Regions from separate parts of the Homo sapiens genome. Here region 1 is linked to region 2. The links are chromatin loops, found by intact Hi-C in ENCODE. Cell type or tissue: endothelial cell of umbilical vein. All regions are shown on one strand. Each heading gives the region's core, and the rest is flanking DNA. Links, peaks and the distances in the headings are about the cores only.

Region 1 (17,026 bases), core at 3,598-11,597, 81 kb after region 2:
TTCCACACTGGGGCCTGGGGGTGGGGTCAGGGTTCTGGCCAAGCTGAGGATACTCTCCATGTACACACAGAGAGCAGCATGTGGTTCGGACTCTTTGCTCACCCAGCTTGGGGGTGTGTTTCCCATCTAACGACATACAAGCATGTGAGCCTCTCGCCAGGCTTCTTCGTGCAGACCCCTTCTCCTCCCACTGCCTCCCTGGCCTCTGAGAATGGAGGAGTTTATTGTAAACCACCAGGCTGGGTGCAGCGGAGTCAGAAGAATGACTCACAGGCAGGGTTGCAACCACCAGGGGGCGGAGCAGCGCGGCCCTCCCAGCAGGGGCGTAGGACTAGAGTGAGGAGGGGCGCGAGTGCGCGGCCCACAGAAGAGCCGCGGTTTAGATCAGTGGACGGATTGGCACAAAATCTGGAATTATTATTTTCCAATAGAGAGAGAAAAGGGGCTTGTAGGAACTGTTCACTGAACCAGGCAGAGAAAAATATTTTTCAAGGTGTTTTTTTAAATGGTTTCAGTCTTTTAGACACAATTACAAGTACTTTTATAGAAATGTCTGTGTAACTAAGACAACACACACATTTTTAAAGTGGTTTATTTACACAGAATGTAGATTTCTTCATGTGAAAAGAAATTCCAACAATTGACCGCAGCCTTTTTGAACTCCAGAGACTGAGGCCAGGGTGTCTACATTTCGGTGACCTTTCTTGGTTCCCATCCCGGGCTTCGCTGTTCCATGCTCACAAAGCCTCTTCCGAAAAGAAATCCCTCGCTTAAAAGAGCAGCATCTCTTCATCCAGGGTCAGAGTCAGACTCCGCCGGCGTTCAGTTTCAAAGAATCTCACACGGCCCTTTTTATAAAGAGCAAAGCTTTTCTCGTTCCATTGTCATTTACACTAGTTTATTTTGGTTTGTGGAAAAAAATGTATTATCTTATAAAGCACATTTCAGCAGACAGCATCGAGCACTTTGAGGCTTCATTTGCATAATAAACTGCCCAGAACAATGATAATCCATAAAAGGGTCCCATAAAAGGACCCTTCAGAAGGTGGCTGAATAAGTGGAAAAACAGGATGATTATCACAGCCACCAACAACGTCACCAGGAGTGCAGCTTCATAAACAGCTTGTCAGTTAGTTAATTAGTTGGGGGTGAAGGCCACAGCTGGGGCAAAAGGCCTGAGCCAGCCAGACAGTGTGCTTGCCAGACACTGACCCCAGCCAAGATCACATGCAGAAAGGGGGCAGCAGGGCTGGAGGGAACGCTCAGGTTTGACCAGACACACCTGGATTTGAAACCTGTCCTCACATTTCCGGGATGTGTCATTACACAGAGCTTTGGTTTTCTCATCTGCAAAGCGAACGTAAAAATACCTACCTTATAGGGTCGATTTGAAGACCAGAGGTTGGGTAATGGCAGGGTGGGGAGAGGGACACCACTGTTTCAGGACCATACGCATTGTAATCACCTCATCCTCGTGGCAATCCAGGTGCTGGTATATTTGGCATTTTCATGTTACAGATGAGGAAAGTAAGGCTCAGGCAGATGAAATAACTTGTCCAAGGCCACTCAGCAAGTAAACATTGAAACCAGAAGCCCCGCCCCATTCTGCAGGTCTCCCCAGCCTGGCCCCGCTTCTCCCTCCCAGTGCTCCCTGTCTTTGTGGTGTCTGGGGGGCTCCTCCCTGCTCGCCAGGTGATTACACAATTCTGCTTCACAGGTGGCTCATTTTTCTTTCCTGGACCTGAAGCTCCTTGAGGACAGTGACAAGATCATAACTGTCCTCGTAAACACTGCTCTGCCTGTTGATAGCTCCCCTTATTCTGAGGACTCCCCTGAAGGCAGCTCAGGAGCAGCAGTTTCCCTGCCAGGCCCTGCAGAGCCTGGGAGAATCTGCATCTGGTCCAGGCCTGTTCTCTTCTGGATGGAGCCTGCCTGGTTGCCCTCTGCCTGCTCATGGAGGTCTCCACTGCTCAGACCTAGGCCCTGGGAGGCCCTGGGAGAAGAGTTGACCAGTGGGAAGCAGGAGAAGGGGAGGGGATAAAAGCAAGGGAAAGCCGGATAGCAATGAAGAAGAGAGGTGGAAATAGTGCCTGTGCCAGGAGCAGGGTGCCCCACCTGCCCTCAGAGCTCAGGCAGAGTCCCCATGGCAGGGGCTGGGGCTGGGGAGGAAGCCAGGCAGATGCCACTGCCTCACAATTAGAACAGCATTGTGGCTCAGAAAACCATGACACCAAGAAGTGCCAGGAGGGCAGGGACCTACTGAGGGGCAGCAGTGGCGTGGCACAGGGGCAGCCTGTCAGCACCTCGGCCTGACTGTAGTTTAGGGGTGGGAATGGGGTGAGGTGTAAGCTGGAGATGGGGCAGGGGCCGGTCCCGAGGATGCAAATGACTCAGGCCTCTTGGTGCCAAGCAGGAAAACCCAGCCACAAGCAGCTTAAACATGATAATGGGCATTTATTGACTTGACCACCTAATAAGTCTGGGCCCAGCCAACTAGGTTCTCAAGTGACATCACCAGGTGCTAAGGTCAGCCCCACCCACCCACTCACGGGCTGAGAGTGGGGAGAGCAGGTTCTGCTGAGCAGGAAAATAGCAAATATTCACCATGCAGGGTAGCAAAAAGAAAAAGAATAGACAGGAACATGATTGGAGAGAAAGCTGAAAAGAAAAAGGGAGCAGGAGGAACAGGGAAAAACAAGAAGCGGGGAATCAGGCAAGGAGTTTCAAGACAGGTCCTTGCAAAGGTTGGGAAAGAAAGAGAGAGGCTCCAGCAGATTTGCAGGGTTTATTGTAAATTTGGCAAGAGTTACACAGAAACCAAAAAGAACGTGTGGTTCTGCTCCTGGCCATGGTGCGGTCATTGCATCACCTTCAGCCTGGCTTTCGGCAAAGCTCACCTCCCACCCCGCCCCACCCTGCCCGTGGAGGTGAAGAGCAGCTGTTCTTGGTCACTCGCTTCCTAGTCCCATCCATAGCTTGGCTCTGGGAATCCTCTCTTCAAAGCTCTGAGCAGATTCCACCGGTGTCTACAGGCTGTGGCCCAAAGCCGTGCAGCTGAGAGTGTGACGAAGTGGCTCCACACCTCCCGCTCCGGCTGAGCAGAGACACTGCCGCTTCACTGCCAGATCCAGGATCGTCACCCTCCAGTTCATTCTGGGCAAAGCCACCTGCCACCCATATGCACACTTGTCCTCAGCCTAACATGGGCCCCATGGCTTTCACCACCCCAAACTTTGGCTCCTAACCCTTTGTTCAGACAAACCTGGTTGCAGACCAAGATGCTTGATCTGTGAAGATGCAAGAAACTCTTATCACTGCTTTTGCTGTAACCCCTCTTTCTTCTCTGTCTTTCGAAGCATGCTTAGTGGGTTGGAAAGCAAAACTAAATGGGAAGAACTAATATTCATTAAACTCTTGCCATGCACTGAGCTCTTTCTATAGTTTTCTAATCCTCTTTTTCCTTTTCTGCATTTGCTGTTTCTTAAATTGAGTATTGTTTTGTGCAAGACAAAATGTTTTCATTAAGAAATCCTCTTTGCCTGTGTTAGATGGGTTGCTGGCACCTCACTGGCTGGTTCTCAGTGGAGGTGGGCATTCTCACTCAGCCATGCAGACCACAGGGCTCAGAGAGCTGACCTGGCTGCCCCAGGCCACGGAGCAGTAAGAAATAGAATCACAATTCAAACCTGGATTTTGTCTCCAAATCCAGCAAATCTGAACGGTGGCGCTATAAAGAAAAACATAAATAAATAATTTACCTGAAAGGACAGATAAAAGCACTTTTCTTTCTGTTGCAAATAACATAGGTTAGAGTTCAGATTTTAAGTGCCAGGGAGGTTAAGTCCTGTCAGGAAATTTTTGTCCAAAAAGGGGTGAAAATTGCCATGGTGTGCAGAGTAAAAGGGGAAGGGAGCAAAGCTGAGGTGTAGGAAAGAAGATGGGAGGTATCTGCGCCCCTTCCCTGAAAGGAGGTGTGGGCAGCAGCGTGTGTGGGGTGGAGACGTCCTGAGAGAGGCCCGAGAGTGCCCTCTGAAGAGGAAACCGCATCACCGAAGCCTGGGCTGGCCCCAGCTGAGGGCAGGAATACCTGCAAGCCCAGAGGGCCCCAGGGCCTCCTGAGCAGTGTGGGCTGAGTCAGCTCCTTACTGGGCAGGGTTAGACTGAGACAGGAGCTCCAGCCCCAGCAGGCTGGAGGTATTCGTTGGGCACCATCGCATCGAGCCCAGAGGGTGACTCCAGAGCATGACTGTCTTTCAAACTTTAGAAAATCTTGGGACCTTACTCTTACACAAAATTCACAGATGTTTAGCAAGTATACTGTTTCAATAATGTCTGTAAGACATAATTTAGTAGAAAAAACTTATATAAATCCATAATCGACGTTTGGAAGATATTGGAAAAGCAGTATGGATAGCCACATTAGGGCATTGAAGTTGGTGGTGAAATCGTAGGACTTCTAATAACATTTCTTTCATTTTTATGATTTAAAAATTATTATCAAGAAAAACTTTCATTCTATAGAACTTTAGAATTCCTAAGCAGGATGGAAAATCTCAATCCAAACCAATCTTGCCCTAACTCTTCCTGCCAGATGAGATCATTTTGGTAAAAGTAGATTTAATTCTATTAAAGCTGCTTTACTTTTCAATGCTTAATAGGATGCAAATGTATGCAATTAATTTAGTTATTTGCATAATAAATATTCCCATAAAGTATCTTTGCTGCATGATCCCAAGTGTTTTATTATTAATTATGTTTTTCAAAATCAGAGAAGAAATATGAATGTTGGTAAGTATTTTAAAAAGCATCTATTCCTGTTTGTTTCTCTAAATTCAGTTTGGGATTAGTGGCCCTTAGCAATGGATTAGAAATTTGCAGTGTGCAAGAATGGGTCTGAGAAGCTTGGCTCCTGAGCTCAGGAAAACCCTCTGGCTAAGATGGAGGTGGCAAGATCCGTCCTGAGCTCTTCCTGCACCATCCTTGCTTGGAGCTCATTGTCCTGAAAGAAAATGGAATATACAAGCAGGGTGTGAGGAGAGGAAAGCAAGCAGGCCCTGCACTGTGCTGTACCCACCCCAGTCCCTCATGTCTTCACTGGAGGTTCAGACCCTGCCTGGGTCCAGCCTGGGTTTCCCTCCTCCTCCGCAGGGAGGAGCCGCTCTATTCCCACCTTCCCACTCTGTCCACTGTTCTGCAGATCTGCCTGACCTCAGGTAGACCAGAGTTTTCATTGCATTAAAATATTTTCTCCACCACAAAAGCAATATATAGTCATTATGCAAAATATGTGATTCACAGATAAACAAAAGGAAAAATGCAAATTAACTATAATCCCACCATTCAGAAAAATTTATTTTTAATACCTTGAGATGATCAGCATGCCTTTAAGTTTCCCAGAATTAAATGTCTGTGGCCAAATCCTTTGGAGAAATCTACATGTGAAACTGGCTGCAGATCTTCCTCATTCCAAAACTCACTTGAACACAGAATCTTCATGTAGTAGTTTTTAATAAAACGTGTATTCTGTGAGACGGGTTTTGAGAAATCCTAGTGTAATCCCTGCTTGTTCCTGGCAGCTGCCCCCAGTGCCGTCTCTGTCAGGCTGGTGGCCTGTCTGTCCCTGCGGAGGAGAGAACAGGACCTTGCACTGCTGTGACCGCCAGTTCCCAGGCCCCGTGGGATGAGCCGTGTCCTCACGGCAAGCCTGCCCTGCCTGACCTCTGGGTCTGTCTCGTGGCTATTGTCTCTTTATTTTTCAGCTACCTCTTGTCTTCATAACATGAATGTCCTTGCCAGCATATGGGCACAGTTTGATTAGGGGAGAATTATCACCCGTTTAATGCAATATACAACCAGTGTGAGATGCAGAGACACCGAGTCTTGTGTAAATTATCTTACAAATCTGAGGCCAGGCACGGTGGTTCAAGCCTGTAATCCCAGCACTTTGGGAGGCTGAGGCGGGAGGATCACCCGAGGTCAGGAGTTGGAGACCAGCCCAGCCAATATGGTGAAACCCCGTCTCTACTAAAAATACAAAGATTAGCTGGGCATGGTGGCAGGCACCTGTAATCCTAGCTACTCAGGAGGCTGAGGCAGGAGAATCATTTGAACCTGGGAGGTGGAGGTTGTATTGAGCTGAGATCGTGCCACTGCACTCCAGCCTGGGTGACAGAGTGAGTCTCTATCCCAAAAAAAAAAATTAAATAAATAAATAATAATTTTACAAATCTGAGATATGCGCCTGAAAGACACATCTTAGATTTCTCGCCAACTCATTGATCAAGTCACCTATCCACAGAATAACTGAGTCAGTCTGCTGTCTTCACCCAGGAAAGTGATCAGGTCTTTATAGCTCAAGGCTGGGTTTGCTTGTAGGAAATCCCTGTGTGGGCTGCAAGATTCAAGATGCATTGGGGATTTCTCCCTCAAAAATATCTTCTCCATGGATGCCCCAGGGAGCTCTCATGGAAGCTATCAGAGTGGTCTTTGTCCAGGAGATGCAGTCATCCTCATGGAAGCTATCAGAGTGGTCTTTGGCCAAGAGATGCAGTCATCCTCATCGAAGCTATCAGAGTTGTCTTTGGCCAGGAGATGCAGTCATCCTCATGGAAGCTATCTGAGTGGTCTTTTGGCTGGGAGATGCAGTCATCCACAGATCTCTTCTTGTTTTAGCCACCTCTCTCTCCTCCATGGGCTCTCTAAGGAAAATACATGCATAGGCTAAACTGGCAAAGGAAAGCAAAGTAACGCTTTATTATTAATTGGGACTTTGGTTCCAAGCCTCCAAACAGAATTCCATTAAACTATGTTGGACTCAATAGGTAATTCTTCATGAGAATTTATGAGAATATGCATAAGGCAGCTCAGAGCTTAGAACCAAGTGCTGGGCAGTATATTCCTTTTTATGCACTCACAACCAGACCTTAAGCTTGACTCCATCAACCAGGCCAGAGAATTCCTACAATAGCAGGAGGAAATGGAGTCACAGCACAAGGGACCCTGTTTGTCTGCAGTGCTCAGCACAAAACCAGCCAAGCCTGGTTGCTGTATTAGGAAGAGAGAACTTTCCGAGAGAAAGCCTGTCTGGCCCTTGGCACTTCCCGCTGCAGTCACTGGAGAGGTAAGAGAGAAAAGGGGCCACTCTGTCATGTGTTTTCTCTGAAAACAAACCCAGGACACTATGACTAAGCATTGACCAAGAGCTTGGAATTTCCTGTCCTTGATGCCACAAGCAATCCCAAACTTGGCAATGTAAAATAGCAACTGTTTTGTAGTGCTCTTGGGTTCTGCAATCCAGGGATCTGAGAACAGCATTGTAGGGTGGTTTATCTCTGCTCCACACTGTCTGCATCCTCAGCTTGGAAGACCGGGAGGCTGGAGGCAGCTTGGCAGCTGGGGTCTGAACCCCCCTGCAGGCACACTTCTTCACATGGCAGTTGATGCTGGCTGCTGGCTGGGACCTCTGCTGGGCTGCCAGCCAGAATATCTGTTTGTGGCTTCTCCATGTGGCTGTTTGGGGTTCTTCAAATTTCTTCTAAGAGTGAACATCCCAAGAGAACCAGGCTGAAGCCATATCACCTTTCGCATGCTAGCCTTGGGAGTAAAATCATGTCCTTCTCATTGTACTCCATTAATCAGGGCAGTCGCAAAGATCCAGCCAGACTGAATGAGAGGGGACAGACATCATCATTCCACGGCTGGTACGTTAAGCTTACATTGTAAGAAAAGCATGTGGGATGTGCAGTGTTATTACTTGCCACCCAACTCACCCTCGATTAGTAATAAAGTGTCTATATGGGACACGTGGAAGCAAGGGGGAGAGAAATAAGAGTCCTAAGTTTCTCCCAGATACTGACTGATACTGGGAAACGTGCCTAAAACCCACTGCTGGAATCCTTCTCTGGATCAGAGCACGCAGCCTCAGAACAGTGAGTAATTAAGCTGTTATTGGCTGTTGGTGTCAATAGCCAATACTGACTACACACTTCATTGTCTATTGGTCATATTAGAAAGCAGACGGGACTGAAGATCTAGACGGATAAATTGTTCTTTGGTGAAGGGTTTTGGGACACGTTTCATCAATAGGTTCCTATCAGGCAAATGCTCCAGGAGGCTGGAGATGAAAACTGAACAAATAACTGAAAGAAAAGAATAAAGAAATGCCTTCTTTAAGCCTTGGCTCCTTCACAATTTGACCATGACCAGTCCTTCCCAGAAGTGAGAGTCAGCTGGGCAGGAGTTTTCCTCCATCAGTGGAGTCATTTTATCAACATCCAGCCTTAGAGCGCTTCTTTACGGAGGGAGAAACTCAAACACAAGGCAGGGGAGGTGACAAGTGTGTTCTCCAGGCCTGGGGTTTCAGGTGAGGGTGGAGGTGTGGGGCCAGGCAGGTGGTGGCTATCCCCTCTTCCCCATAAGGAAGATAACACGAACATGCAGGTTGATGCAGGGAGAGCAGAATTATGGGATGTTACATCTTACAGAAATATCAGTTATGTTTCTTTAATTGTCAGTGACAAAAAGATATTTTTTCTACAAATAAAAAAGGCCATATTTGGAATAATATGGAGCATCTTACAAAAGGAAAATTGTACCTGTACCTAATAAGCCATAGTAGCTCTGGGAACTGAATCTCGGGCACCAGGAACAGTCTCGCATGTCATTGTAATCTGGATTCATGAGCTCTGACTTTCCACAGTCTTTGAGTCACTGAGCACTAGGATCAACTTTCACAGAGGATCCAGATAATCAGCCAGCTTAAGTCACACTCCTACAGCTTGGCTAGGGTAGGGATTCCTCACCAACAGTCCCATAAGATCTTATCCAGTCAGGAGGGGCTGGCCCAATCTGAAGTGCAGCCGAGACCGGGAGCCACAGACCTGGAACCTGTGTACTCAAAGAGTTGTCCACATGCCAGCAGCACTGGCCCTTCCAGGAGCTGTTAGAAATGTAGAACCTCAGAGCCTACATTGAAGATATTGAATCGGAGTCTGCACATCGCTTCTGAGAAGCCATGAGCTAAGCTGATGCCATTCAGCTGGGTAGCATCGCAGTCACTGTGCAACTTTTAAACATACAGCTGCCCAGGCCCACTGCAGACCTGCTAAATTCAAGCTCCTTGTAGTGGGGCCAGGGCCCTGGGACTTCATACAAAACTCTGCAAGTCATCACTGATGAGAAAACCAAGACTCGATGAGGTAAAGCAACTTCCCCCACCACAAAACCTAGTCCTGTGTGAGGGAGCCAGGGGTATTTACATTTTCCTAATTTACATCCTTTTAAACTGCATTTTTCAGAGTCTCCTGAGCTCAGAGGAAGAAGCTGCATAACCAGCACACTTCCAGAGAGGACCGAGGAAGAGAGCGTTGCTTCAGCCAGGGTCTGATTAGTCATGCCTGGCAGGCTCTGCTGAGCTGGGTGCTCATGGGTTTTGCTTGCTGAGCTGAATTAATATATTAGTGGATTTCATGTTTGACTCGCTCTTTCTTTCTCACTGCGCAGGAGCTAAAGGAGTGGAGCTGGGGATGCCAATGTTTCTGTTTAGACAGCTGAAGGGGCCATGCGAGCCCACAGCGAGAGCTGCAGGAGCAGCTACTACAGGGAGTGGGCAGATTTTAGGGTGCGCAGATTTGTACTTGGTGTGGCTCGGTTGTACATTCAGGAATCTCTTTCCTTGTGATACGCAGAGCTGCACGTGGAAGATGTTAGGAACACAGCTGGGTGCAGTTTTGCTGGTTAGTTCTGAACAAACCTACAGACGTGAGATTTGAACTCTATAAGGGAAGAAAGCAAGGAGGAAGAAGGCACTGAGGCTGCCTGTCACCAGAAGGGTTCTGGGCAAAACGGGGTAGAGTGACTTGGGACAGTTCCTCCTAACGATAGCACAGGCAGTAGGGGTTGAGACACAGTGGGGTTGAGACTTGCTTAAATGTATAGTTATTCAGCCAGCCATTTTCATAGAATAATTGTGGGTTGCCCTGAGCTGCCGCGTTCACATGCTCTGCAGTGGAGTACTATATGCTAATGTGAGATGGGAGTACACCCAGATTTCACCCCCCTAGAACGTGGTTTTTTTTTTTTTAAAGTAAAACAATGCTATGGCCAGGTGTGGCCTGTTAGCTTTAAAAACAAATGGCCTCTGCTGAGGGACACTTGGGTTGTTTCCCTGTCTTGGCTACGGTGAGCAGTGCTGCAGTGGACATGGGAGGGCAGGCAGCTCTTCTACCCACTGACCTCCTTTCCTGTGGGTTTGTCCCCAGAAGTGGGACCTGCTGGATCATATCGAAGCTCTGGTTGTCATTTTCTGAGGAACCTTCAGGCTGTTTTCATCCTGGCTCTACTAATTTACATTCCCACCCTCAGTGAATAAGGGTTCACTCTTCACATCCTCACCAGCACAGGTTACCTTTTTTGACTTTTTCATAATTGCCATCCTAACAGGTGCGAGGTGATAACTGTTTGCGGCTTTAATTTGCATTTCCCTGATGATTAGTTGAGGACTTTTTCATATACCTGTTGCCCATTTGTATGTCTTCTTTGGAAAAATGTCTATTCAGGTCCTTTGCCCATTTTTAATCAGGTTATTACTCTTATTATTTTGCTACTGAGCTGTATGAGTTTCTTATTTATTTAAAATATTAACCCCCTTTCAGATATATGGTTTGAAAATGATGTCTTTTATTCCATAGGTTGGCAGATGAATGGATTAAGAATATGTGATACACACACACACACACACACAGGCACACGTACTAAAATATCTTTCAGCCTTAACAAGAAGAAAATCTTGCCATTTGCAATGACATAGATAAACCTAGAAGACATTATGTTAAATGAAATAAAGCAAGCACAGAAAATCACATACTACATGATCTCACTTATATGTAGAATCTAGAAAAGTTGGAATCATTGAAATAGAGTAGAATGAAAGCCACAAAGAGCTGGGGGTAGGAGAAACAGGGAGATGATGGTCAAAGGTCAAAGGACACAAACTTGCAGGTATAAGATGAGTCAGTTCTGGAGACCTAGTGTACAGCATGGGGACTCCAGTTAATAATGTGTTTGACACGTGGAACTTGGAAAGAGTCGATCTCAAGTATTTTCACTACACACACACACACACACACAAGTACCTGTGAGGTGAAGGATATGTTAATTTGCTTGATTGTGGTAATCATTTCACAATGTATGTCTATATAAAACATCATGCTTCACACTTTAAATACGTAGAGTTGTAAATGTCAATTTTACCTCAATGAAATGGCAGGTCCTTTCCTTGACCTGCCACCTGACCTGCTACAGTTCAGAGGTTTGAGGCAGGGTAGAGTCACCACCAGAGTGGAGATGGAGGCAGTGTTTAAATAACACACAATTATGTTGGGAAGTCAAAGGGGACACCAGGCTCTCTAAGGAAAAGCTTGGCCTCTTCAGGACATTCTAGGAGGACAGCACATAATCCACACCCCACACCACGCCTTTCCCTGGGTGATGTCATTCCTGAATCCACACCCCACACCATGCCTTTCCCTGGGTGATGTCATTCCTGAATCCACACCCCACACCATGCCTTTCCCTGGGTGATGTCATTCCTGAATCCACACCCCACACCATGCCTTTCCCTGGGTGATGTCATTCCTGAATCCACATCCCACACCATGACTTTCCCTGGGTGATGTCATTCCCGCTGTGGCATCTGGATCATCCACCTGCCAACACTGCCCAGAGCCTCACCTCCAGACCAGACCCACCCTCTTCAGATGGCCCACCCTGTAGACCCTCTCAAAGAGCTCACAGGCACCCCCAGAGAAGGTGTCCCAAATTCCTCCTTCTCTCACCAGCCTGTTCTCACTGAAGTCTTGGTTATCTTAGTAAATGGCACCACTACCCAACCAGTTGCTTGAGTCCATAAATGTGGGACTTGCCATTCACACCACCCGTTGTCTTATCACTCAGTTTAAACACATCTCTCAGCCTTGACCATTTCACTTTCAAAGTATACCTTGAATCTCTCCTTACCTCTTTGTGTTTATGGCCACCATCTGACTCTAAGCCACAGACACCTCTCATCCAGATGTGGCTACAGCCAGTGTCAGCCTGCCAGATACACACCCTGCTCACTTTCCTGCTTCCCTCCAGTCTATTCCACTTGCACACACATATACACTCACACACACTCATTCACATGCACACTACCACACACACACACACACAGCACTGCATACACTCATACTCACTTCCATACCCATGACCACACACTCACACACTCATGCACATACAGTCACATACAAACATGTGATCTTTAAGAACGTATGTTATATAACATTGTTTCTGCTTACGCTTCATCAGTAGCACCCTGTGGCATTTTGTATTTAATTCAAACTTCTTCACTTGTTCCAGAAGCTCCTGAGAGCCATGGCCCCTGCCGGCCTCCCAGGTTCCCCTGATACCACACCCTGCACTGCCCAGTCCCTCCACACTGACCCCCTTTAGCTGCTCAAAGTCTTCCTCTGCCGTGTAGTTTCCACACAGGCCCTCCCCTGCTGGGGTGCTCTCCCTGCCAGTCCTGGCCTGGCTACTCCTCCCGTAGACCCCCTGATGGAAGGAGGCTCCTTGGACCCAGGCACTGCTTCTGTGCTGGTCTCCATGGGGCCTCAGTAGTGGACAGTGTGTCCATTGTCCACTGAGTGAGTGAGCGTTCACTTGCTTACAGTGTGTGTCCTACACACTGTGCTCCATGAGGGAAGGGACTGATTTGCTCATCACTGAAATGCCCGACTTTCTGGTATTCCACACATGCTCAGTAATACCTGACTGAACAACTCAATACCATCTCCACTATAGAGACACCCACAGAGTGCGGCAGAGGCAGCCATGGGCCAATGTTTATGTGATTGAGTTTCTGATGCTATCACAGGCCCTAATTCCCCGTGTGAATTTGGGCAAATTGCTGTACCTCTCTGAGCCCAACTTCCTCACCTGTATGTAAGAGGGTTTACATCAGGCATCTTTATGGCCCTGAATTCTGAAAGCATAAGAAGACTTCACTTCCTGGGGTATTTGGGGCTGGCCCGTTATGTTTGCAGGGAGCCTGGTGGTGTTCCTGTACTTGTCCTCCATTTTTTGGCTTGAAGTGTTGAGAGCGTGTGCGCTTACTTGCTGGAGACCCCATGGTGTGTAAAGCTGTGGTTGCTGGATTTGGTAACAGCCTCTGCTGGAGCCTGCAGAGCCCCAGAGCAGTGGAACTGGCAACTCCCTGGGATCCTGATCCTCATCAGTTTGGATGCTTCTTGTAGCCATGTGACCCATCTGTGTCTCTACTTCCCTCTATGGGACCGAAGACCGCCTGACCGTGGCTCCATGTGGATGTGAAATAGGGTCTGGAGTGAGCCAAGTGGAGAGTAGTGGGTGCCGCCCCGCCGGCTGCGACACTGGGCTGGAGTCTGTGGTGGGTGGTGGACCCATTGAGCAGGCAGTGTGCACCTGATCTCATGCCAAGGGAATCCACGCGGTGCTTTCCTTGTTTTCTGATGAAAATCATTGGGTACAGTGAGAGAGCTGAGCCACCTGTGTGCCAGGTGCCAGAGATCAGTGGCCTCACCATAAACTTGGCCAGGGCAGAAGATGGCTGAAGGTCAAAGTAGCTGCAAGAGGTGTTGTTATCAAGCATGAAGATAAATCGCTTGATATCAGCTTAAAAATGACAAGAATAAAGCTCCTCCTTTACGCTGCCTGAGACCCTGTTTGCTGACAGTGATGGGTGTGAGCTAAAGCTCACTTGCTCTTGCCCCTTCAGATACAACCAGCTACTGTCCTGCAGAGATGGGCATCTGCCAACCTGCAGAGTCCAGTGTTTTGATAGAACAACTCTCTCGATATTCTTCTCTAACCCCCTCTTACCCTTCGAGCATTTCAAACACTGTCCTGGACTCTTCTCCCTCACCTCCAGCACAGAGGCACAGAGTGGAGAAGAAACACAGCACCAGGACCCTCTTTCCTATCTGTTTAGAGAGAAGAGGGTGGAGAGGGTATGGGCGGGAAAGTAAATAGAGACTAAGGGTAGGAGGAGAGAGGGGCAGGATGGGAGGGAGACAGGGCATGAGGGAGAAAGAGAAGTCATTGATGGGCAGAGGGTGAAGGGAGAAGAGGAGAGAGAAAATGAGGGGTGGAGGGAAGCTTGCCATGGAGGGCACAGAATGCATTTCCCCCTCAGAACACTGGCTTGAAGCAGAGAAAATGAATTTTAGTGATATTCAAGGTTGAAACACGCACCAGCAGTAGACACACTTAGAAATGGCTTAATAAATGCATTAACAATCTACAAAGACACAGAAAGGTCCAAGAATTCTAAATCCTCTCTCCCCTCTAGGTCTCAGCAGACCAAAGCAAGTTATTTTCTGATGAAAGGATTTCATCGGACCTTGATGCTCACTTGGATTTTTAAGTGGAAAAAGGTCACTGTGTCTCTGTGCAGTTGCATCATGCAATTCTAATGAGAGAGGCTTCTCAGTCACTCCAAATGTGACCGCGTGTGCAGATCCTCATGTTCTCAGACACCAGCCCCTTCTCCCAGACTGGCTTGCTCCAAACTGCAATCCTCTGAGGCCCATGATCAGTGTCCTGGTCTGAGGCACATGGAGTGTGTCACCCAGAATTTTTGGAATGGAAATGCACTGATCCTCACAAGAGGCAATCACCATTACACCAAGGGAGCTTCTATGGCTTTCTGTTTGATCGCAGTTCTACTCCAGGAGGCTGCCACTCTGTTATGCCCAGGATAGGTTCATGAAGTGGATTCCTGAAATGCTGCGATTCACAGAGGGTTTCCTCTCGCGTGTGACTGAATTTATCAACATGTTTAATAAAGCTACGTGATCTCCCGCAGGCGTTGGCTGCATAGCATCGCGTGTCCACCAGAGCTGCCTCCCTCCCTGAGTCAACGCATCCCTGAAGATACACAGCTTATGTCAGCAGCACAGACCTGCATCCCCCATGGTGACTCAATTTACATTCCATACCCTTGCCCCTGCATGGGGGTCTTCTTGGAAACTCTGAGACAAGTTGGCTGTGTTAGGAGTCCCCTGATCTCAATCTTGCCCAGCCCTATGTGAACTTAGGTCTCTGGAGACTAAGAAGCCCCATGGGCAGAGGAGGAGGAGCAGCAAAGGCCCCAAGCATGAAGTGATTTGGGGGGAGGAGAGAGGAGTTTCCAGAGAGGGTGAGCACCCCATCCCCACTGCGGCACTGTCCCTCTGCCAATGCACACGATACAGCGGGAGTCCTTCCTCCCGCCTGGCTGTGCAGAGTGGCCCTGGGACCTCTAGGTGGGCAGAGAGCGGGAGGTGCAGCAGATGGAGACGGGCTCCTTATACTCTCTCCTCACTGCTGGGGAGGATAGAAGCAGGAGCCACGTGGCTTCAGAGCCTCCTGTTCCTCCCCTTCCCCAAATTCCTATCAACAGCTAACCAAATCCCTGCAAACACCCGCTCTCCAAGCACCTGCTAAGAACCAGGGGTCCTTGGCAGAGGACTCCCCTCGCAGTGGGTGCTCAGAGCCCACTGATCTTGCCCCTCCGCTGGCCCGGCTATGGGAACTGGCAGGTGGCAGCGGAGCTGGAACTTAGGAAGGGCAGGATGTCAGCTTGGAGCCATGCCGGCTGTCACCAGAGGCCGCCCCTCCCACAGCTAAGCCTTCCCGGGTGTTGTGTCATGAGCACACACAGTCCGGAGTCTCCGACACCACTTTGTTTCCCCTGCTCTATCCATGGGGCCACCTCTCACTTTCCCAAAAGAGAGGGCAGGGTGTCAAGCCGTCTCACAGATGGCAGAGCAGATGCCTGACCATACTCTCGAGCAGCTTCAGAGAAGTATTTATGCCCTGAAGTGGTTTCTTCAGGTGACCAGATGAAGGTGAGTTGCTGGACACCACCTACCCCAAGGCCCCTGTCCTCAGGGAGCTCAGGTCCGTGCCCCTCAGAGGTTCATGCCCCTCAGAGCCAGCCAGCTCCCCCTTCCACCTAACCCTGACCAGCAGGAGACCTGTGGAAGTCAGGGGTCGGCCGTGCCCCCTTTCCTCAACCTTCCTGCCTCTCAGCCTTCCCAGGCTGCAGAATTTCACCCCTCAGAGGCTTCCAGAGTCTGCCCACTCCTGTGAGGAACCACCGTCCTCCATAAATGAAATGCAGCCCTTTCCCTGGGGAAGCATGGGGGGCTTACTGAACCCGCTTCTGTGAGGCTGGGCTTGACTAGTGGGCAAAGCTGAGTGTGGCTGGGCCTGGCTGCTCCAGCGGGGCGGTCCCTGCTGCTCCCCGACCCAGAAGGTGGCCTGTGGCCAGAACGTGGTCTTAGAGCTCAGCCCTGACCAGCTTGTGAACTCAGCCCCGGTCGACCCAGGAGGAAGCACAGGTCTCTTGTCTCACTGAGTCTCATCCCCTCAGCCACAGACCTTCCTCCCCATCTCCTCCACCCGCAGAGGTAACCGAGGGCTGGGATGGGGCTAGGAGGCCTCGTATAACTGTGGGAACTGTGGCTGGAGGGTGTCAGAGAGAGAACGCGGAATTCCAGTCTAGTGTGGAAGTGAGGTGAGAGATGCAGATTGCGGTTTTAAAATCTATATAAAATTACCAACTTGAATATTTCCTTATGACTCCTGGAATTCTACTTCTCGGCCCCTAAGTGTGGACATCTGATGCAGTTCTGGAATGTAGAAGGGTTTTATAAAGGTTTCAGGAAATGTTCTTCTTTCCCTATTACAAGAAACAATTGACGTTTCTGCTCCTATATGCTTTTCTTTCTGCTTTAAAAGCAGATAAAATTTTCAGCTACAGCTTCAAGCTAGTGAATAAAGCTGTGGAAATCTGGTTTCAATACATAGAATTCTACCTCTGCGATGACTGCCTGGCGGTGGCTGTTACGTGATTCCGGGGACGTAAGGCCTGTGAGAGTGAGGTCAGGGCTCTGCTGCACTGGGAAGCGTGGGGGCCGGCAGGTCATGATGATGTTGGAAAAACTTCATCTAGATCACTTTCAGG
Region 2 (14,356 bases), core at 4,387-12,386:
TCCGTTAACATCCAAAATACAAAAGGAAGTCAAACAACTCAATAGCAAGAAAACAACATAATTTAAAAATGGGCAAAGAACATGAATAGACATTTCTCAAAAGATATACAAACGGCCAATACATTTATGGAAAAAAAAGCTCAACATTAATAATCATCAAGGAAGTTCAAATTAAAACCACAAAGAGAAACTTCTTCACACCTGTTAGGGTGGCTATTCTAAACCAACCAACCAACCAAAAACAAACAAACAAAAAACCCAAGATAACAATTATTGAAGAGGATATGGAGAAAAGGGAAGCCTGTTGGTGAGAATGTCAATTAGTACAGCCACTGTGGAAAAAAGTCTAGAGGTTCTTCAAAAAAATTAAAAATAGAACTATTATATGATCCAGCAATTCCACCTCTGGGTATACGTTCAAAGGAAGTGAAGTTAGGATGTCAAAGAGATGTCTGCACGCTCATGTTCATTCCAGCATTATTCACAAGAGCCAAGACATTAAAACAACCTAAATGTCCATTTATAGATGAATGAACATGAAATATTATTCTGCCTTGGAAAATAAGAAATCTTGTAATTTATGACAACTTGGATGAACATGGAGGACGTTGCGCTAACAAAACAAGCCAGGCACAGAAAGACACACACGATATGACTCACAAATACCACATAATTTATACATGGAATTATAAAAAGGTGAACTCATCGAAGCCAAGAATTAAATAGTAGCTTCCAGGATCTACGTGGAGCAGGGAACGGGAAGGTGTTACAAAGTTTCAGGTAGGCAGGAGGAGTAAGTTCTGGAAATCTGTTTTACAAGCTGGTGACTACAATTAATAATAATGTACGAGACACTTGCAAATCCCACCCCGGCCTGCAGAGGCGCTGTCCCGCCCCCAACCCAACCACGGGCATTTGCAACACGGGCGGAAAAAAGAACCAAAACTTCCTAAGGCCCCACTTTTTTCTAAAAGGTACTTTAAAAAAAACTTGTTTGTATTTTTTGTTTACATTTTACATTTGTGTACACATGGTTAGGGTCAGCCGTTTTTGATGATCTGGAATGACCAAACCAGCCTTCAGAGTGCGCTCTGTCCTACTTCTTGACTTTGCCTGTGGTGTAACCATGCTCACTACAACCTCAAGAAAAAACCTTGTAGGAAAATAAAAAACGGCAACAAAATGCCAATCTTCTTCCGAGCATTCCAGTAACTTGTTAGTGTGTGTACTTAGCTGTACTTACCATAAGTGGTTGGTTCCTATGAGACCGTTTAAAAGGCCAAAAATAAAAGGTCTTTTTTTTTTTGTCCATGAAGATGCTGTTTATTTATTTATTTTTAGCCTGTTTGATGTAAATGTGAGACAGTGTTATCCAACAATAAGCAGGAATTTTATTTTGTTGAGTTGTTCTTAAGCAACAAAAACAGTAACTAAAAAACCCTCGGGGTCAGATTACATGATCTGAGACACTGCCGAACTTAACATCCAAGAAGCGCAGGCTTTGTGGCGGGTCTTTGCAGAGTGATGATTTTACTCTGATTTTACTCTGGGGTGAATGGAGTCCACTATTCCCTGGGGCAATGTTTTTTCTCCTCCCCTCTGAACTCTCCCAACCTCTGTGGTTGCCAGATAAAACACAGGATGCTCAGTAATTCGTTTAATTTTCAAGTAAACAACAAATACTTTTTCAGAATAAGAAGGTCTCAAATATTTCATGGGACACACTTACGAGAAAATATTACCTGTTTATGTAAAATTTAAATTTAACTGTGTACTCTGTATTTTTAAATAATTGTTTCATTTTAGAGTAGCTGGAGAATATATGTTGCCAATATGGTGCGAGGGTCCCCACACACTCCTTGCACAGTTTTCCTGCTGTTAGCATTTTATGTGAGCATGCCTCATTTGTCACAGTTAATGAACACATCAACATGCTATTATCAACAAGGACACGTCACTGTTCCCCAAATCCACTCCCTCATTTTCTTAGTTTTCCCTGTCCTCTTTGTTTCCCAGGGTCCTATCCAGGATCCCACATGACATTAGCCCGTCTGCCCAGCCTCCTCTTGGCTGTGACAGTCTCTCAGTCTTTCCCTGCTTCTCATGGCCCAGGCGCTTTTGAGGTCAGGTGTGATGTAGAATTTTCCCCAGTCGGGATTTGTCTGATGTCTTCCTTGTGATTAGACTGGGCTGCGGTGTGGCGTGAGCCCGCAGAACTGCAGTGCCATCCCATCACAGTGTGACGAGGGCACACCCTACTATCCTGACAGGTCACTGTGGATGCTGACTGAGATCGCCAGGCTGAGGGGTGTGTAAGGCTTTCCCATTGCAAAGTTCACCTTTTCCCTCCATTTACATATTGTACTCTTTCAAAGAAATGTCACTGTGCACAGCCCTGAGCTGGGGAGTGAGGGGTTCTGTTCTGCTTCCTTGAGGTACTCTGTGGATTTTTGGCTAAATCTGGCAGCCCTCCTCACCCTTCAGTGGATCCTCCACTCTCCTCCACTGTCCTGGCTTCCTCATCCACTCCAGCCCAGGCAGCATTCTCCCTCTTTGCAAGCCAGGAGCACTAGGAATTTACAAGCCAGGATGCCTCACCCCAACCCCCTGCATAGCTGCCCTCTGATCACATACCTCAGACGAGACTGTCAGCTTCAAAGGGCAGAGGCCGTTCTTGGGTGACCGCTGACATCCCGGAGCACCTGGAAAGGAGCCAGCCGCAAACACCTGTCGGTCTCACTTGATGAACATCCTAACTGCAGGCTTCTTTTTCCCTGGACAGAGCAGACAGCCCTTCCAGAGTCATCACGAGCCCGGAAGCTGTAGTTCCCTCCTGAGCAGGGGAATTGGGTACCCCGATTTGTATCAGTTTCACAGGGTGAAGGAAAGGCCCCTGATGGACACACCATCCTATTTGTCCTCTGCGAGGCCAGTGATGACTGGCCAAGCAGCAGGAGGTACCAGTCACCCCAGGACCTGTGCCTACGTCTGTGCCAGGGTTCATCCTCATGCTGACTCCTGGTGAGGATGCTTGAGGCTGACTGGTCTGGAAACCAGCGTGGGATGGCATCCCATCCAGACCTTGCCTCTTGCAAGGCTGTCTTTCGCTTAACAGACTGAGGCCATGGTGCCCTCTGAGTCTCTGGCTCTCCCTGGCCTCCCTTTCAGGAAGATCTTCCTAGAGTCTATCCTCAAGCTTTCTATGGGCAGAGGACACTCTTCCCATCCTGGTCTACATCTCTGCAGAAAGGGCAGACCCTCCCCACATACCCTGAGAGTACCAGAGTTTAGCCTTGCGCCTCTCCCATTGCTCGGACTCCATAACACAGAGCTGTCCCTGGGACAAGAACACACCTTTCCAGAGATCGGGTCAGCCTGGTTAGTCCAGGTGGCCAGCGATCCTGGAATAGAGTTGAGTGGTCGATGGTGGCCACCTTTGTGGGGAGGAGGTCCAGGTCTTCAGATCTTGTGAACCAGACGCGAGTAGGTTCTGAGGCAGGGCAGCCCACGGTGCTGGGTGGTATCATCTGGCCTCACAGTGACCGGCCAAGGGCTCGGGGAGCCAGGGTTCCTGGCAAAAGCCAGCGGGGACGCCGGGTGTTCTGGGAGAGGCTGGTCTGTCCGTAAGCTGGCCCGGCTTTGATATGGAGCTGCACGTTCACCTGGAGGCAGGGTCCTAAAGGTAGAGAGGCTGCTGCGCCCCTCCTTGCTCTTTCCAAGCAGACCTGGCCTGCAGGAAAGGCCTCACACTGGGACAGGCTGGAGAGGCCACTGTGGTTGGGGAAGGTTCCAGGAGGGCAGGCGTGGAGGGAGCACAGGAACTGGGGGAGCCTGCTACCACCAGAGAGTTGGGGGAGTCCGGGTAGAGTCCAGCGTCCTGGGGAGTCGCAGCAAGGTCCTGCCGTGCCCACGGCCTGCTGCGTGGCTCTCCACGGTATCCTGGTCTCTCTGAGTTCCCTTCCCCATGGACAAGGCCATGGTGACAGCTCCACAGAAGCCTCCTGAGCATGGGAACCTGAGACAGTGCTGGGCCTCGGTGCTCCAAGGTGGGTCCTGGACCCCCAGGCTGGCTGAGCGGGAGCCTTGATCTGGAGGGAGTGGCCCTTGCCAAACCCGAGGAGGGCAGAGGCCTGGAGAAGCCTCACCTTGACAGGGGCTGAGGCTCTGAAGGTGGTGGGGAGGACTCTGAACCCCCTTGGGCCACCTGCCATTAAGAAATGGCAGGCACTTAAGCCAGTGTGCATGCTACACCTGGCTGTGTCAGCCCATCCTGGGAACGGGCCCTGTCTGGGAACGCCCCACCCCTGTCTGCTGCAGCGAGGTGAAGATCAGCACCTTGCCAGCATCCCCTGGCAGCCCTTTCTGTCTGTGCTATGAATTCTCTCTCACTTTTTCTTTTACCCAACACCATCTACATGGCTGTTCGTGCACAGGACTTTGATTTCTGTGATGTGCTCTGATGTGCGTCGACTGTATTTTATCTACCCATGACTGCACTGCTGGCTCCTGCAGCCATCAGAACCAACCTTTAATTAACATCACTGTATATACGGCTTATAGATTCAAAGGAGTTATTGAAGTTAGTCTTAAGACAGAATCCAAATGATGGGGTTTTATGCACTGGAAATGGCCCTTGAGGGGAAGGATGAGATTACCATTCCTGGGGAACTGTGGGGCTACGGTGGTGGAAAGGGGAGTTGCTGGTAATCCCTTCCCTCATTCTCACCCAGCGTGCATAAAATGCTGCTTCCTTTCCTAGCACATGTGCATTCCAATTCCTCCATTCTAATTTGATATATTTTTATCCAGGCACACATCTCCTCTGACAGGCAGGTGTCATTTGCTGGATTCTCTTTCTACCTTTTCTCTAAAACCTTTACTCATTTGCCAATCTTGGCAGACAGCTGGCATAATTTTTTATAGGTCCGGAATTTTATAATAGACTGGCATTATTTTGAGTTCTGGATGCCCCCATTTTTTAAAATGTCTTAAGAAAAGTCTCTGAGATATGGAAATGAAAACATGAAAAAGTTTAATTTCCTGCCTGAAATGGAGATGAAGAAGAGAAAATGTCAGAACAAACACAGATTAATTAATAGTAATATAAATTATCCTTTTTCTTTAATGAAAGAGGAATCATGCTTGGCAGATGTATGAGGGAAAATGCCTGCCTGGCTCTTGGATTTAGAGAAATCTGAATTTGCATCCTGGCACTGTGTGACCTTGAAGAAGTTATTAAGTGCCTCTAGGCCTTCATTTTTAAATATATAAAATAGGGATGGCTTTCTGCACTCATAGGACTTGTGTGAGGATTAAACGAGATACGATATCAGAGGATACCTCATGTGGGTTCAGGCACTGATTAGCATCTGAGCTTTGCCATCATCCTTAAGCTACAGATTGGATGGAGGAAGGTCAGCGTGAACCAGCCTGAGGGGTCCTGCGGTTCCTGTGGAAGGCTCACCTGTGGAGGGGGACAAAGTCCTTCTGAGCACCCACGCTGAGGCTGGGTTTCTCTGAGGCCCCCAGCTGACTGTGGACGCAAACACCCCCTGCTTCCCCCTCTCGCCAGGAGCTCCTGACCCTGTGAGCTCCAGGCAGCTCTTTACTGAACAGATCTTGATACCCAGGGGAACATTTCCTGAAGCAATTGCACGCTTGCATTTTATGCTTGGAAATTCCACTTAGGCTGTGCTCCTAGGGAAGGAGTCTGGACCCTGCCTCAGACCAGGGGCCCTCCAGCTGCCCCCTGTGATCCTGTCTCTCTGGAGGGGATGCTGTGCTCACCCCAGGCATTCATGGGGGCCCCTGGAATCCTCTACCAGATCAGATTAGCTAAGAGCTAGAGCTGGTGCCAGAGCAGACTGGGAACCACCTGGTGGCTAAGACCATTTTCTCCAGCTTCCGTGATGGTGTGACTAAGTGTGGCCCGAGGGGAGAGAGGGGAATTAATAATTGGTTCCGAGGTAAATTGATAGAGGAGATATAATGAGGAATGCTGACTTTGTGTGATATTGCTTGGTGCTCCTGTGCAATGATTGGATTTGCAAAGTCCGTGACTCAGCTCGTTCTTTGGGAAGTGAACCCTTAAAAATTGAGAGCTAATGAGAGCAGCCGTGTCCCTCTGATGCCAAGGTTCAGAACCTGGAGCCACGTGGGAGAAAGGCCATGAGAAATGGAGAAGAGTCTGCATCAGAAATGGCATGAGGGGCCCTGCAAACTGACCCCATTCCTTCTGGAATCGCTTCTCCTCTGGCTGGTAAGTGTGTACTTCTTTCTCCCACAGGCTCCTGTAAGTGGTGCTGGCTCTGCTGTCCACCCAAGGCAGCCGTCCCTGTGAGCCCCTGGTGAGCCGGGCTCCCGCCCTGTGAGGTACACACCCTGCAGGCGCAAGAGGGGTGCAGATGGGCTGAGTGCTGGGGGGATAAAGGCAGGAGGGGACTGAGAGGAAGGCTGGGTTGGACCGGGAGCCAGCTGGGCAGGGGCATTTATTGGGCACCACCGGGGCATACACAGTCCGGGTGCTACCTGAAGTGTGGAGCAGGGTGAGGACAAGAAAATGGAGAAAAGAAAAATCCCTGCTATTGGGTAGCTTAAGACTTGTGCTGGAAAATCAGTGGATCTGAGCAAGGTGCAGAGGAAGAGTGTGAGTCCAGGAATGCAGCAGTTGATGCTCCAGGCCTCACAGCGCTGGGCCCAGGGCCGGCTGACTGCACTGTACACCCAGACAGGGCAGCTCAGGGTGGAGTTATCGCAGGCCTCATCCAATTAGAGACTAAAAGTGTCCCCTACTCTTACTGTTCATGGTGACCTTGTGAGTCACCAATCTTCTATCTGATGCTAAATATTATTTTAATGGGTTTTGATATTTTAAATATAAACCATAGACGCACTCAGAACAGATGATTCTTATTTTATCACGTGGCTTTCTGAAGAGCTGTGCGTGTAGCTCTATGCAGGTAGATCTGGGTGAAAGCAACGGTGCAAAGTGGCTTCTGCCCTTCCAAGCTTTGGCAACTCAGCAGGGAGGTGCTGGTTCCTTCTCCCACCTACGCTCCCTGTCAGGGCTGATCCTCAGTAATGGGCAGTGTGGTCCTCGCTTTTTCACCTGTTATCTGTCACCGACAGCAGCAAATCAGGCAAGGGCTGTGCAGAGCCCACACAGGGAGCATGGCAGAGCAGCGGCCCTGAGGCTGCAGGATGGAGCCAACGCATCTCTCAGTTAAGAGCCAGGGGTCTGGGTTCCTTTCCACCTTTGCACCATCAAGCGGTGTGGCCTCTTACAAACCCTCAGTGCTGGTATCCTTGGTCCCTTCTGATTGCCACAAAGGGTCAGGAGTGGGGGCTGGACCACAATGAGAAAGTCCCTTCAAATTGTGACCATTTGTGGTTGAACTGTGTGACTTACAGCACGGAGATTCTGAGTCGCTTTGATAGGAGCTAGAGTTTCAAGGTTAAAAACAAGGTGAGTACAATATTGAGATAAGTAGATTCTAGATTCACCCTTGGAGACTGGCACAGTTTGTAGGTGTGGAGGAATGGGAACACAGCCCTGAGATCGAAGATGAACAAAAGGGAATAATCCAAGAGGAAAAGCTCAGAGGGTGGGTAGGTGTGGGGACAGGAGAGGCAGGACCAGCCCTGAAGAGCACAAGTAAATGTGGCCTGTCCTCGTCTGGAGCTGCTGAACACCCCGAGACACTGAGAGGGGAGGGGTGAGGTCACCTCCCCTTCCCAGGCCTGTGTGTGGGTCTCTCTCTCTGTGACACACACACACACACACACACACACACACACACACACACGCACGCACAGCATGAGGTATGCACATGGTCTCAGCTGACATCTGAAAGCATGGGAGTGCTTTATCTGCGCTGAGATCTCTCCCGCCGTCTTCCTGGGAGAGGAGGAACGGGTGCTTTACCACAGCCGAGCGTTAGGGGGCGCCAGAGGAGCTGATATCGGACTTGCTTAGAGGAAGATTTAGAAATGATTTTTGCTCAGAAAGGAAAAGCCGGGAGCATAAACACATCAAAAGGCCTCTGCAGCTGTGCTCCCTGCTAGCGAGGGGCTGGCCCTGGCTGAGTCCTCTGGTGGCTGTTGGAGATTTCCAGCCTGCCTCAAAGGGCCGTGCTTCTGCTCCAGCGCCAGGAGCCAAGGCTAGCCCAAGGTCATACAGATTTTTTTCCTGTTTTCTTCTCAAAGTTTTATAATTTTTGATTTTACATTTATTTCTATGATCTACTGTGAATCAAGTTTTGTATATGGTGTGATAAAGCTCATTTAATACATAACGAATTGTCTCAGCACTGTTTGTTAAAAAATACTCTTTTTTTTTTTCTGCTGAAACGCCTTTGTACTTTTGTGGAAAATTAATTGTGTATATATACTTGGGTCTATTTCTGGCCCCCCTAGTTTCTTCCCATGGGTCTATTTATTATCTGCATTTATGACAAGATCACACTGGTTTGAGTATTGCAGTTTTATAGTAAGTTTTGAATCAGATGTTAGGCCTTTAACTTTGTCTGTTGTACTTTCTGATAAATTTTAAAATGATGTTATTACGCATATATTCAGTAGTTTGATTTAGCTGTTCCACAATGTATATACATTTATCAATCTTCTTGTACACCACAAATATTTATAAATTTTGTCAATTGAAAAAATAAACAAAAATGTAAAACAAATTATTTAATGAATTTCTTAAACAATATTTCTGGGACTTGGAATTGCATCAAATATATAGATCAATTTGGGCATATTTGGTAAGATTATTGGGTCTTATGACCTATGGACATGGTGTATTTTCTCTGTTACTTAGGCTTTTTATTTTCACTCAGCATTACTTTATAGTTTTCGGTGTATAGGTGTTGCATGTCTTTGCCTTACTTGATGCTAAATATTCCTACTTTTTATCTTATTCTAAAGTGTATTCTAAGCATTTCAAGTTCCAAATATCGTTTGTAAGTATTACAGAATAAAGTTTATTTTTTGACATGAATACATGCTTTCAGATAGGCTTTATTTTTTAGAACAGTTTTAGATTTACCAAAAAATTGAGAGGGTAATATAGAGTCCCCTACCCCCGCACCCAGGTTCTCCTATTGTAAATATCTTACATTAGCATGGACAGTTGTCACAACTGATGGGCCTATGCTGATGCAGTAACTAAAATCCACACTCCATTCCAGTTTCTTTCATTTTCCCCTAACGCCCTCCCCCGTTTCAAGATCCCATGCGGAATCCTAGGTTACTTTCAGTCGTCATGTCTTCCTGGCCTCACTTGGCTATGAGTGGCTCAGGCTTCCATTGTCTTGGACAATCTTGACAGTTTTGAGGGCTACTCAGGTGTTCTATAGAGTGTCCCTCACCTGGGATTTGTCTGATGTTTTCCTTATGGCTAGACAGGGGTTATATATTTTTGGGAGGAAGGGGGATCACAGAGGTGAAACGTGCCATTCTCATCCCACTGTATGAAGGTATGGACTCAATGCCAGTGTTCCCAACCTTGGTCATGGTGAAACGTGCCATTCTCATCCTGCTATATGAAGGTATGGACTCAATGCCAGTGTTCCCAACCTTGGTCGTGGTGAAACGTGCCATTCTCATCCCACTGTATGAAGGTATGGACTCAATGCCAGTGTTCCCAACCTTGGTTGTGGGGCTGAGGCAGTGGTCACCAGGTTTCTCCACTGTAAAGCTGCTCCTTTCCCTGCCCCTCATATTGCACTCTTTGGAAGGAAGTCACTATGCACAGCCCATGCTTCAGGAGAGGGGTCATGCTACCCCTTCTTGAGGGCAGGGAATCTACAGGGATTTGAAATTCTTCTGCATGGGACAGTGGTCTCATCTTCCCAAGTTACTCACTTATTCAATCATTTCTTTATATCAGTACGGACTCATGGATATGTACTTTATACTTTGGGCTATAATCCAATAATTGTTTATTTTGTGGCTTAACTGTGTTCTACTTTTGGCCATTGGACATACATTCAGCTGGCTCCTCTGTTTCTTACCATTATCCACATGGTTTTAAAAATGGGTTGGTTTTTCCTTTTTTTTTTTCAGCGCGTTTTAAATTTCTGGGACTATAAGATGTTTCAGGCTTACCTTTTCTATTTCTTGCCCCAGTCTTAGAGTCAACCATTTCTGCAGTAAGCCCTGATTTCTTTTGTGGAGAATGACATTAGAAACCAAGATCTGGGTGCTAGGTACATTTGACTTTTGTATAATGAATGTGTATCCTGCAAACTTGCATTCATTATTATGTGTGTGTGTTTTGTAGTTTTTATTTTTTTTAAATTTAAATAAGCTTGTAATCTGTGAAAATAGGCAGTTTACTCATTTATTTATTTCTACTCAATCTGATTGTCTTCTTCTTCTTTTTTTTTCTAATTTAGCTGTTTAGAACTCCCAAAACAATAATAATTTTAGAGATAAGAACCATACAGTCTCTCCTGTTACTAATTTTAGGGGAAAATATAGAATATTTCAGCATTAAGTATGATATTAATTATAGGTTTTTAATAGATTCCCATTATCAGGTTGATAGCTGAGAGATTTTACTAGGAATAGATGTTGGATTTTGTCTGCATCAATTGAGATAATCACATGGTTTCTCTATTTTAATTACTGAATTACAATGAATGATTGATTTTTGAATGTTTTCTGACACTAAACACCACCACTTTAAGTGGTAAATTCCCAGAAAACTCTCCACACTCCAGAAACCAGCCACATTTGGGGTCCCCAGGCCACCTGCACTTCTGACTAATTGGCTACAAGTATAGAGTACTTCCCAATCTTCCTCAAATTCAATAGTTCAATAAATGACTCACACAAACCATATAAACATTATCATTACAATTTGATTCTAAAGGACACAAATCAAGATCAGCCAAATCAAGAGACACAGGACAAAATCTGAGAGGATCTCAAGCATACAGCTTTCGTGTTTTCTCCCTGTGGGATCAAGCACGTCACTATCCAGGCACATCAACTGGAAGCTCCACTAAGCCTTGGTGTCCAGAGTTTTTATGGGGCTTTATTAGGTAGGCATGATTGAGTCGTGGGTCAGGTGAGTAAACTTCATCTGTAGCCCCTTCACTCCCTGGAGGTCAGGCTGTCTTCAAGCCCCAACCCTCTAATTACACGGCTGGTCTTTCTGGTAAAGCCCCATCCTGAGTCAGTTCATCCTTAGCATAAACTCATATGTGGTCCAAGGGGCTCCTGAATAACAAGGACACTCCTATTACTTGGGAAATTACAGGGATCTAAAGTCTCCCAGGAACCAGGGGAAAAGGCCAGTGGAATGATTCATTATACAATATAACATTGAACCAACTTTGCGTTCCTGAAATAAGCTCCACTAGGTTATGATGCATTTTTTAAAAATGTATTGTTGGGTTCATTTCTATAATTTTGCTTAGAAATTTTGCACCTGTGTTCATGTGGGATGATGACTTACAGTTTTATTTTCTTGTAATGTCTTAGTGTAGTTTTGGGATGAAGGTAATTCTTGCTTCAAAAAATCTATTGGGAAATAATGTATCCTTTTAATTTTTTTGCAGGTTTGTGACAGATTGGCATAATTTCTTCTGTATGTACTTTGTAGAATTCACCAGTGGAACTATCTGGGCCTTCAGTTTTCTTTATGGGAAGGTTTTACAGTAAAAATTCACTTTCTAATATAGAGAGAGGTTTGTTCAAGTTTTATATGACTGTTCTTGCATTGTCTTTGATAGTTTGTATCTTCAAGTAATTTTTCCATCTTATCCAAGCTCTCAAATGCACTGACATAAAGCTGCTCGGGATATTCCGTTATTACCCTCTCAGCCTCTGATCTGCAGTGATGCACCTTCTACCCTTTCTGGTCTTGGTAATTTATGACTCCCATCAGTCCGATGAATTTTTATCAATTTTTAATCTCATCAAAGCTCTTGATTTTCTCTTCTATTAAAATGTTTTCTACCTCATTTTTCCCTTCTTTCGTCTGCATCATTTCCTGTCTTCAAATCACTTTGGATTTAATGTTGGGTTTTCCTTTACATCCAGTTCAAATTATTTTATAATTTCAATTTTTATTTCTTTATTGGCATGAGTGGCTATTTAAATAATAAGTATATTATGTAGTTTTCAAACAATTGGAAATTTTTAAGAGATGCTTTTATTATTGATTTCTAATGTAATTGTATTGTGGTCGGGGAACATATTTTGTATGTGCCTGATATGGTTTGGATGTTTGTTTCCTCCAAATCTCATGTTGAAATGTGTCCCTCAGTGTTGGAGGTGGGGCCTGGAGGAGATGACTGTGTCCTGGAGACAAAGCCCTCATGCACAGCTTGGTGCCCTCCTCATGGTGAAGAGTGAGTTCTTGCTCTATCAGTTCCTGCAAGGGCTGTTTGTTTAAAAGAACCAGGCACCTCCCTCCTCTGTCTCTTGGATTCTCTCTGGCCATGTGGTCTCTGCACACACAGGCTTCCCTTCAACTTTTCACTTTCCACTATGACTGGAAGCTTCCCGAGGGCCTCACCAGAAGCAAATGCTGGCACTGAGCTTTTTGCACAGCCTGCAGAACTGTGACTGTAACTTTTTCTTTATTAATTACCCAGCCTCAGGTTTTCCTTTACAGCAACACAAATGGATGAAGACAATTCCTCCGATTCTTTTAAATGTATTTGAGACTTTTTCTGGCCTATTATATGGTCTGTGTTAGAAAATATTCTGGGTTCAGTTGAAAAGAATGCTTACTGTGATATTTTAGGTGTTAATATTCATTAAATGTCAATTAGATCAAGTTACTTGATAGTATTTTTCAAATCTTCTATATCCTCAACAATTTTCTATTTGTTCTATTAATTATAGACAGAATGATATTTTTCAAATGTGATTAAGCTTGTGATTTTTTTCTCCTAGTCATTCTAAGAGTTTTTGCTTCAGCGATTTCAAAACTCTGTTACTAGGCAGGTATAAAACCATTTAGGATGGTTATGTGCTCCTGATGAACTGATCATTTTTCTTATAATGAGCCATATATTCTTTTTTCTTTGTGTGCCAGATACATTTTTATTGGATGCCAAACATTGTTAATTTTACCTTGTTAGGTGGTGTGTGTTTGTGTGTGTGTCTGTGTCTCTGTGAGTGTATGTGTATATGTGTGTGTGTATACATATATATTGCTGTACGTATTATCTGGCTCTGTTCTGTAATTCCGTCATGTTACTGGAAATTGATTTGGTCATTTTGAGTCATAGGTTGAACTGGAGCTCTATTTGGTGTAGGGGTAGTTATTTTTCACTACAGAGAAAAGACCCTTCTATGTACTGTAGCTGATGTCTCATGTCCTGTGAGGTTTTCCAGTCTGGCTGGTGGAGGCACACACTGTCCTTATTTCTGTGTGAATCTGCTGGACACTGCTGCGTCTAATCCTTTTGGGTATTTTCGTGACAATGGGTAACTTACTTACACCCGTGCACTGATAAGCACCCAATCATCCAGCTTTTATTTTTAATACTAAAGTGAGAAAAGCAAATCTGGGAGGAATTTCACGTGCTCTTTTCAAAGCCAAATGTAAATTTTCTACCTTTTTAGTCTCCACGCCTTTGATTCCCTTTCCCCAATTAGACAGGCACTTGAGGACTGGGTGCATATGTGAATGGGATGAGTCTTTCCTGCCACAGGTCCCCAATTAGACAGGCACTTGAGGACTGGGTGCATATGTGAATGGGATGACTCTTTCCTGCCACAGGTGATGGCACAGGAGGACAGAGTCCAACGGCACCTTGGGACTTGTTCTGGCTAAGGTGCCATATGTGACTTAGGCCACTGTACGCCAAGTGGGTCCCAGGCAGGGATCCATCTCCCTGGAGGGAGGAGAAGGAGTCTCCTGGGACTTATTAATTCTAGTGTCTTATTGATTATTAACAACTTCATACTGATAAGCTCGGCAATTGAAGAGACTTGGATGAGTCCTTGGAAGGACATGGAAGGACGTGCAGATGTGTTTGGGGGGCTTCCAGCTCTTTCTGCAGGTGGAGCTTTTCTGTTCCTCCAGTTGTGCCGCTTATGAGAGACTAGACTCTCTCCATCTTTTCTGTGAGCATCCAGTGGGTTTCATGGAGATAATACCTACAAGAAAAGTGTGGCCTTTCCCCACATCTCCACCCACAGTGGCTTTGCCCTCTCTCAGCAGTGCATAAACAGGCTGCAGCGGAAGACCAGCTGCTCACGACGAACGCTTCTCCCTGGTGCCCCACTGCCTCCAGCCTGAGTTCAGTCAGTACTCAGCTGCAAATCTCGTCTCTAAATCCCAGGCAATGTGGCTGTCCTGTCACCTCAGCATTCCAAGGGGGTCAAG

What was found. A loop is a pair of places that touch in the nucleus more often than their neighbours do. Peaks named below come from ENCODE experiments on the same cell type or tissue, not always from the same donor. Only the 100,000 strongest peaks of a DNase experiment are listed, where the experiment ranks them.
Region 1: a loop joins it to region 2, with 4 times the contacts of the local background. A loop is called at or near these places in 7 of 110 quality-filtered maps.

The regions. Positions count from the first base shown.
Region 1 is chr11:134,942,101-134,959,126 of GRCh38, forward strand. It overlaps LINC02697 (long intergenic non-protein coding RNA 2697), which reads left to right and starts at 8,889. Exons shown (of 2, transcript NR_187396.1): 1 at 8,889-9,197; 2 at 14,366-17,026. RefSeq lists enhancers at 5,206-5,706, 5,707-6,207, 6,760-7,959. In endothelial cell of umbilical vein, for the core only: no CTCF peak of the experiment used is centred there; a DNase peak (open chromatin) is centred at 7,121; H3K27ac peaks cover 2,112 bases.
Region 2 is chr11:134,860,808-134,875,163 of GRCh38, forward strand. No RefSeq gene overlaps it. Among named protein-coding and RNA genes, the nearest start is that of LINC02697, 83 kb to the right of the region's middle. In endothelial cell of umbilical vein, for the core only: a CTCF peak has its summit at 7,916; a DNase peak (open chromatin) is centred at 8,034.